Regions from separate parts of the Mus musculus genome. Here all the other regions are linked to region 3. A link is a loop called in an ENCODE intact Hi-C map of the cell type or tissue named here. Cell type or tissue: left cerebral cortex. All regions are shown on one strand.

Region 1 (2,500 bases), 71 kb before region 3:
GATCAGAAGATAGATTGCCAGGAGTCTCTGATGAATGTGGAGACCGGGCTATCCCTATCCCTTAAAAACATATTTCTAAAATGGTTGTCTCTTCAGCATCTGGTCACTCTACTGTGACCCAGTCAATAACAGACAAAACCCTGCCTGTCACCAGCGACTTGTAATCTCTTTCCAATTTGGGTCAGGAACCTAAAAGCCACCATCTCAGTGATTCCAGTCACACCCAGGACTCAGCAGCAACAGCAGCAGCAGCAACAACAAACAAAAGACATTCAGCTGTCAAATTGAACCTTGCTTCTATAGGAAAACACTTCTCAGAACCTGAAAACTATGAGAGCCACTGCTGAGTTTTACAAAAGCCATGCTGATGTTCCCAGTGAAACACAATCAGAAACTTCAAATAACCGGACAGTAATGCTCTGTAAGATGGCAAAGATCAAACGCAGAAGCTATGAAAGTATTCTAAAAAGGCCACTTGCTGGATATATATATATAAAGATTTCCAAAAAAGCCAACAATAGGCACCATCCAGGGCTCACACTTTCATTACTGACAACTGACATTTCCAGATGATACCCCAAAGCTATGCCAAATCCCAGAATCATCCTGGAAAGATAACATTTTGTTGTACACAGTTTTGAGCTTTCAAGTCTATTTCACTGGCTCGCTTACTTCATGCAGCTATTGAAAGAAGTGAATGTAAAAATATACAAATGAGCTTTGAAAAGAGTGCTAAAGAACTGTATCCGTTGCCTCTAATAATTCGACAAAAAAAGGAGTAATTAGCATATGCTGTTGGTGGCAACGTGAACACCAGATGAACAGTCCCCAGATCGATTGGTTTAATATACCACCCCATTACCCCAGCATCCCGGAGCTGAGCTGAGCTGAATGTCTATAAACCGAAAGCATGTAATTACATTGCTATTTCTGTATCCTTATAAGCAATGTATATTTCAGAAAAAAAAAAACAGCTTTAATATTGTTAGAAGACAAAGGCTGACAAAAGAGACCATCCTGGAGATGCTTCCTGGGTTTCTGTTACAAGGTGCATTACCCAAAGATATCAGAAGGGGCCAACAGATCTCACCAACTCAGGAGAACAATTTAGTACTAAAAGTCTCCACTGAGACAGCCTTCAGAAAGCCCTCTCCAAGGCTATTTCTGCCTCTTTATCTCGACCAGAGAGCCCAGCAGGTCCATTCTACTGAACAGAGACTCTGCAAAGGCTTCTGGGAGAAAAGAAGGGTTTCCAGAATGTTTCCAGCTGACTGATGACTGCCCCTAAATAATATATTTTTCTACATTTGTTTCCGGTTTTTAGATTTTTTTTTCCAATTCTTTCATCTCTTAAATACAAGTTCCTTTGACAATCATTTCCTAACCTTGCACAATGCACAAAGGTGGCACTAGCTGGACTAGTAATGGTTTCAGTCCTGAAAATCGCACCTGCTTTACTCTGAATGTCAAACCATTTGGCAGCCATGGATGGAGTTTGGGGGTGTTTGTTGTCCTCTCTTTTCCCCTCTGGCCACCAGAATCGACAATAAGTTGGTTGCAGCATTTGGAAGACAATATTTTTCAAAGATGTTTTCCAACTGAGACTCTAAAGGCAGAAATAATTCAGGAAGGGTCCTGTAGATAGCCTGAAATACCTTTATACCCATTCTAAGATGAAAGCCTTTAAAACCAAACACAGAAGTGTGCTGATGTTAAGTCATGTGGGCTCCTAATATGTAATTCTAGAGATATGTTTGAGCACATGATACTGCCTTCCTTGCACACAAGCACCAAAGTAGAGCACCTTTTCTGATAAGTAACCACTCCAAAGGTCCACACTGGTAAATAAGCAATGTGAAGAAATTTTATGTCAGACAAGATGCGAGGCATGTTTGGAAAGATTCGTGGGATGAGAGAAATAGATGAATAGGTTCTTTCTCTTGGATGAAGATGGGCAGATTTAGACGTATTTTCTTTGTCTGAGGTTGGAATCTCGATGTCTGGCTTTAAACACCATCTTTCCACTCACCACCCACCACCTCACCGAAAGTTGGCGGAGTTTGATTTCTATTAAACATGCCCCCAGAAAATGCCAGAACCAAGGACTCGAGTATACAGTCCCGAGAAGACCCTCATACTTGCTTTTGAGGTCACATGTAGGTTCACCGATCTCTCCAAAGCAGCTAGTGCCATTTGTGAAGTAGCCCAAAAGCTGGGGTCCCTAGTTATTATTTTTATTCTGTTCTAGGCTCCGGGAAGCCTGAGAAGTGCATTTGGGAGACAGGACCAGGATACCTTGGAATGAGTATTCAAGGGACTTGTGCATCCCCCATACTCTCCCCTTGCTAAATACAGTTGTCCTACCACAGAAATGATCATCATGCCAACTGCAGCCTCAAGAGGCGAGGGGCGCCTCCAAGGCCACAGGCAAAATAAAAATGCCAGTGATAGTCCAGATAGTTTGGAAACTCTTGCTCCAAGCTACAGGTTTCCTTCCCTC
Region 2 (2,500 bases), 85 kb before region 3:
CCCAAGTAATCTGAGATGCTCTTGATGGAGAAATCTGAAGTTCTTATGATAAAGACTCCTCTAACAAGCTTTCTCTCCGGAGGCTCTCGCTCATTTACCCATTCAACAAACACCCTGTGAGCCAGTAGCAAAAGGATCCCAAGCCTTCACTTAAAATGCCTCCAGTGAGACATTAAAACTACATCTGGGGGCAGAACAGTGACTTTCCTGCTTTCAGAATGTGAGCAAGTCACCCCCCTCACTGGTTTGCCTCCGTAGCTTAGCCACAGGCAGAGGGGAAAGCCCTTTAGAGGACATATGGACGCTGACTCCTAAGGGAGAGTATCCTTTAACTAAAACAGGGTTTCCATGCCTACTTTAATCTTGTTGCCAACTGGCTTGAAACACAAGTTAGCCCTCTGGGGTGCCTAGTTAGTCATTTTGAAAAGAATATCTGTTTTTGTGCCTTCATTCTTGAACTATTTATTCTGGGGCGCCTCCAAGCTTTCAAATGTTCTCTTTATTTCCTCAAGTACCTTTCCGTTCAGCCTTAGAGCCAACTCCAGATCTATCATACAATCGCCCCTTCGCCTTAAACCAGTTTGTCAATAACCCAGACAGAAACATTTTACACGTACCTGAATCTGGAATCAAGGCTCCTTCTTGCACTTGGCTGAGGAGAATCCAGGAGCACAACGTGAGAGAGAGGATCTAGGGCCAAAATGGGTAACAAGAACCAAGACTGCCAAATTCCTCCCAGCAAAAGGTAGTCCCCGAAGAACTCTGGATCTCTGGCTGATTTGACAACTCAGGGTAACTTGGAATGTTTGAAAATCAAAGTATCAGGCCTTTCCTTCTTTAAAATCCAGGGGTCAGCTGGTGCTGGACTGGGAAAGAGCCATTCACCCTCTGGCTCTTGCTTTAGAGTGGCAGGAAAATCCCATTGCCCGGCCTGTGGTCATCAGCCCCACAGCGCCCCCTGCTGGGAGAAATGGTTGGGCCTGTTTGTCAAACAATGGTGGATGGCCTGGACAGTGGTTTGGTGGATGGCCTGGACAGTGGTTTGACTAGAAATGCATGATGAGTCTCCCGAAGGAGGAAGATAGTACGTGGGTGCATGCCTGGTTCTCGGGACTTACAATGGCCTCTGTGTCAGAGGAAACTACAAAATGTAGAATTTATACTTTGATTTTATTTTCATTTCAGAACCTGCAGACTTGGATTTGAATCTGGCAGGCTTTTAGTATTCGTGCACCCTACTAGCCATGAGGGAAGCCGCAGCTAAGGACTTCCCTAGGAGGCTCAGATGCTGGCTGTTTGTCCTGCCGACGGTTCCTGGAATGGTTTTCACCCTCTTATCCCAAGAGAACGAAACAAATACCCCCAAACACAGCCAAGCACCAGGAAAGTAAAGAAGTCCATGTCAGAGGGGAAATGTGTGTGTGTGTGTGTGTGTGTGTGTGTGTGTGTGTGTGTGTAAAGCATTCTCCTTTGGATTAGCAGCAAACACACATACTTAAAGATGTCATTTCTCTACCTGCAGGAAGTCACAGTAAGGGGACTCCACTGGGAATGATTAAATGTTCTAAGAAGCTCTGTAGTAATCAAAAGCAACAATTTAGCCACAGAACCGGCAGCTTCTGGTAACTGTTCTTCTTCTAAATCAGTTTTATAAGCAGTTAAACTGTCAAGCCCCAGGTTTTATTCACTGATGCAATTTAAATACCAACTTTGACTCAGAGCCCTTCTTTGTATCTGAATGCCTAATTCATTCCAGCTTCTTGCTTCCCTTTGCAAAGAACAAGGAAAAAGAAAAGACACAGTTCTGAAGGGAGACAGACAGTCTCAGGAAAGGCGAGGGCTCAGTGATGTTCATCTGACCAGAATCCACTGTGTTCTGAAAGAAGTGCAGAGAGAGGAATTTGTAGTCTTTCCCAGGCAGTAGAGCAGGGACACAGGTGAACATGGCAAATCTATTTTTGGCTTCAGGAGATGAGCTGTTGCCCAAAGGGTGGCTTTGTAACCTACTTGAACCCTGCTAACTCTTAGCAATAAGAAGGCTGGTTATTGACTGCTGGGCAGGGATATATCATTGACCACCAGCACCATATGAAGATGATCACCTCCTAAGGAGCAAAAAGACACATTTTCCCAATCCTGGCCTTTTCACTGGCTTAAGCCTATTTCTTCTCCCCCACTCCACGCCCTTCTGAGTTTCTTTCCCAAAGTAGACAATTCAATTACACCAGCATTCCCTGGGATGGAGATAATAAGAGGAAGTGAAAATAAATTAAGCTAGTCCCGATCCTCGGAGAGATCTGAAAGACAGTAAGCAGGCAGACTAGAAAACACTTAGCACTATCTGATCTAATGATGTGCTGAGAGAGGCCTGAACAAAGCACATCAGAACAGCCCCCCAGGAAGAAGCCCATCGCAGTAGTCACCCTCTTAAGAATCTACCCCGGCTTCCCTCACACGGATAGGACCATCTATTCAGTTATGGGTGAATGTTAAGTGCACC
Region 3 (2,500 bases):
ACCTCAAATCGCAAGCACTTAGTCACAGCCCTGAGTGCCACCATTGAAAGAAACTCAGAGTCACAGAGAAGTTGCTGGTTTGAGGACCTGGGAAAGAAGTACAGGTGAACTCAAAATGCTTATGAGGAGTGAAAAGGAGGAGGGAGGGGTGCTCAAAACCAGTGTGACGGTGGTTTTTAAAGTCTTCACTGGCCAAATCTGAGGTTCAGAAAGAAAAATTAGGCATCATGAAATACAGCTGTCATTCCAACACTTGGAAGGATGAAGCAGAAAGACAGAGGCCTCCAGGCCACAGTGGGCTACATCCTGAGACCCTGTCTCTCAAGAGGAAAACACAGGAAGGAGAGATTATGCTAACATCATAAAACACAAAATATTAACATTTGTAGTATTAAAAAGAGAAAGAATGTTACGTTTTGTAAAGTGATAATTGGTGAATCCAAGTAGACAGCATGGACACAGAGAGTTCTTTCAACCCTGTAGACTTGAAATTATTTTAACTGAAACATTGAGAAAGTACAAAGAAATAGATCTTTCTTTTAGTAATATAGCACCCATGGCTCCCAGCACAGATAGTTTTGAGACCATCAAACTATCTGTCCTAATGCAGAAAGATGAAAATGATCCAAGTCTCTGGGTTCTAGACTTAGGCATGCAGGTACTCTCCTGGAGACTAGAATCTCATAACCATGGATGAAACGATCACATACTGACTGTTACGACTGTAAGGAGGTGCCAATATCATCAAAAGTACAGACAGTAACAAATTAAGGTGCTGTTCTGTCTCTCTAGTTCCAAATGTCTGAGCCTCTCAGTGTTGACCTGCCTTCCCCCTTTCCTGCTAAGATTCTACATGTTACTCAGGAAGGGAAATGGAAAGTTTCCCTACAGGAAAGAAGCCCTCCTCCTTCAGGAGAAAGGACAGGCAGGAAAGGATTGTTTGAGCGCCATCTACTGGGAAAATAGTGGTACAGCCTTGCAGCACCTGTATTGTGCCCCAGCTAGAATAGGACCACCCAAGTATGGTATCCCCTCTTCACCTTCACAGAAGGCAGTATAATGGCCAACTCCAGATAAGCATTCAGCAGACAGACAAATGCATTGCTTCTTCCCCTGAATTTGCTTTGAATTTACATAGGCAACAAGTACCTAAGAACATGAAACTGCTGTCGTCTTGGGTTTGACCTTGTTTCCACAGATGGACTTCATTCTCCTTGAGGGTTCATTGTAATCCGTGATGACCAGACTGGGCTTCCATAAGAAATGCACCATTTGTACTTGCGGCTGTGATGGCATACACTGTGTGGAATGAGGCTTTCAAAACAGGCAGAATGCAATCAGAGCCTCCCATGTGTCCCAGACAGAATGGGATGCAGAGAGGAATCTGGCCCTTCTTCTGTTTGTTTACTTCACGGAATGGACTGCTCTCCAGGTTTGTTTTTACTTGGTCTTGTTGTTTTTATCTTCCTTTGCTGAATGGCAGGCTCTACCATGAAAGAGACCGGCTGCCTGCTTGTCGTTATGTGTCCAGCACCTGGGGTGCATTCCTTTGAATGAATGTACCATCTGATAAATAATACCACAAACTTCCTACTTATCCTGTCTAATGGGATCGGTATCTTCTCTGAGCTAACTCTGTTGTCCTGAAGAAAGCTCGACTTTTAGAGTGGTGCCTTTGGCAACCCAACAAGTCAGACTCTGCAGCCAGCTTTTATACTGAAGCTCAACCCAGCACACAACTGACAGAGACTTTAGGAAAGCCATGCATGGGATATCTCTGGCTACCTGCTATTCAGACGAACTTGAGGTCCCTCGCTATACTTCTAGCGTGTCAATGAGTGGTATCTTGCTCTTTAAGCTCCTCTCATCACTTGCTCTTTCCTCTCACCTAGCCACTGAAGTAGCATTCCTAGCTATGACCTTTGCACACGGCACTGGCTCCACTTCAATGAGCCTTTGATATATTGCTAGAATTACCTGTCAGGTGTCACTTTTCTGGCCTTCTGGGTTAGTTTTTGTCAGCTTGACACAAACTGAAATCAGTTCTCCTAACTTTGCAACAGACAGAGACCACTGCAAAAAATCACAGCTAACCAGAATGTAGTTCCAATAGATAAATTTACAGAATATTTCTGTACCTAAAACTCAGGAACATTATAGAGGAGGGGGCAGAAAGATCATAAATGCAAGAAGATCAGGGAGTTTGTTTGGAAATTGTGTCTCCTAGCAATATCAGAAGCTACTATTAAGTCCCATGCACGACTGCACGAGCTGAGTGAGGATGACATCAGTGGACTGGATGCCAAACTGGATGAAGAAAGGTCCACAAGGCTCAGCCATACACAAGGAACTCTAAAAAACAGAGGAATGCCAGGAATGGAGGAGGTGCTCGTCCCCAGGGAAGAGCACACCAATTAGTTGTTCAAGGCCAAATGGTCATCCCTGAAAATATACATATCATTATGTATATATAACATTATCCAGACTGAAGAGGTTATAT

Evidence for each region. A loop is a pair of places that touch in the nucleus more often than their neighbours do. Peaks named below come from ENCODE experiments on the same cell type or tissue, not always from the same donor. Only the 100,000 strongest peaks of a DNase experiment are listed, where the experiment ranks them.
Region 1: it touches region 3 in a loop (5-fold over the local background); 9 of 42 quality-filtered maps call a loop at or near these places.
Region 2: a loop joins it to region 3, with 2.9 times the contacts of the local background. A loop is called at or near these places in 6 of 42 quality-filtered maps.

What each region holds. Positions count from the first base shown.
Region 1 is chr2:102,659,847-102,662,346 of GRCm38, reverse strand. All of the region lies in intron 1 of Slc1a2 (solute carrier family 1 (glial high affinity glutamate transporter), member 2), which reads right to left. It overlaps LOC115489466 (a long non-coding RNA gene), which reads right to left. Exons shown (of 2, transcript XR_003953884.1): 1 at 1-2,500. Among named protein-coding and RNA genes, the nearest start is that of Slc1a2, 2.4 kb to the right of the region's middle. In left cerebral cortex, a CTCF peak has its summit at 1,066; DNase peaks (open chromatin) are centred at 1,129, 1,442, 1,791, 2,020 and 1 more place; H3K4me3 peaks cover 2,500 bases; H3K27ac peaks cover 2,500 bases.
Region 2 is chr2:102,673,927-102,676,426 of GRCm38, reverse strand. The region is part of intron 1 of Slc1a2 (solute carrier family 1 (glial high affinity glutamate transporter), member 2); the gene reads right to left. It overlaps LOC115489466 (a long non-coding RNA gene), which reads right to left. Exons shown (of 2, transcript XR_003953884.1): 2 at 1-2,500. Among named protein-coding and RNA genes, the nearest start is that of Slc1a2, 16 kb to the right of the region's middle. In left cerebral cortex, a CTCF peak has its summit at 964 (motif pointing left); DNase peaks (open chromatin) are centred at 3, 162, 965 and 1,760; H3K4me3 peaks cover 762 bases; H3K27ac peaks cover 2,365 bases.
Region 3 is chr2:102,588,653-102,591,152 of GRCm38, reverse strand. All of the region lies in intron 3 of Pamr1 (peptidase domain containing associated with muscle regeneration 1), which reads right to left. Among named protein-coding and RNA genes, the nearest start is that of Pamr1, 40 kb to the right of the region's middle. In left cerebral cortex, a CTCF peak has its summit at 956 (motif pointing left); a DNase peak (open chromatin) is centred at 938.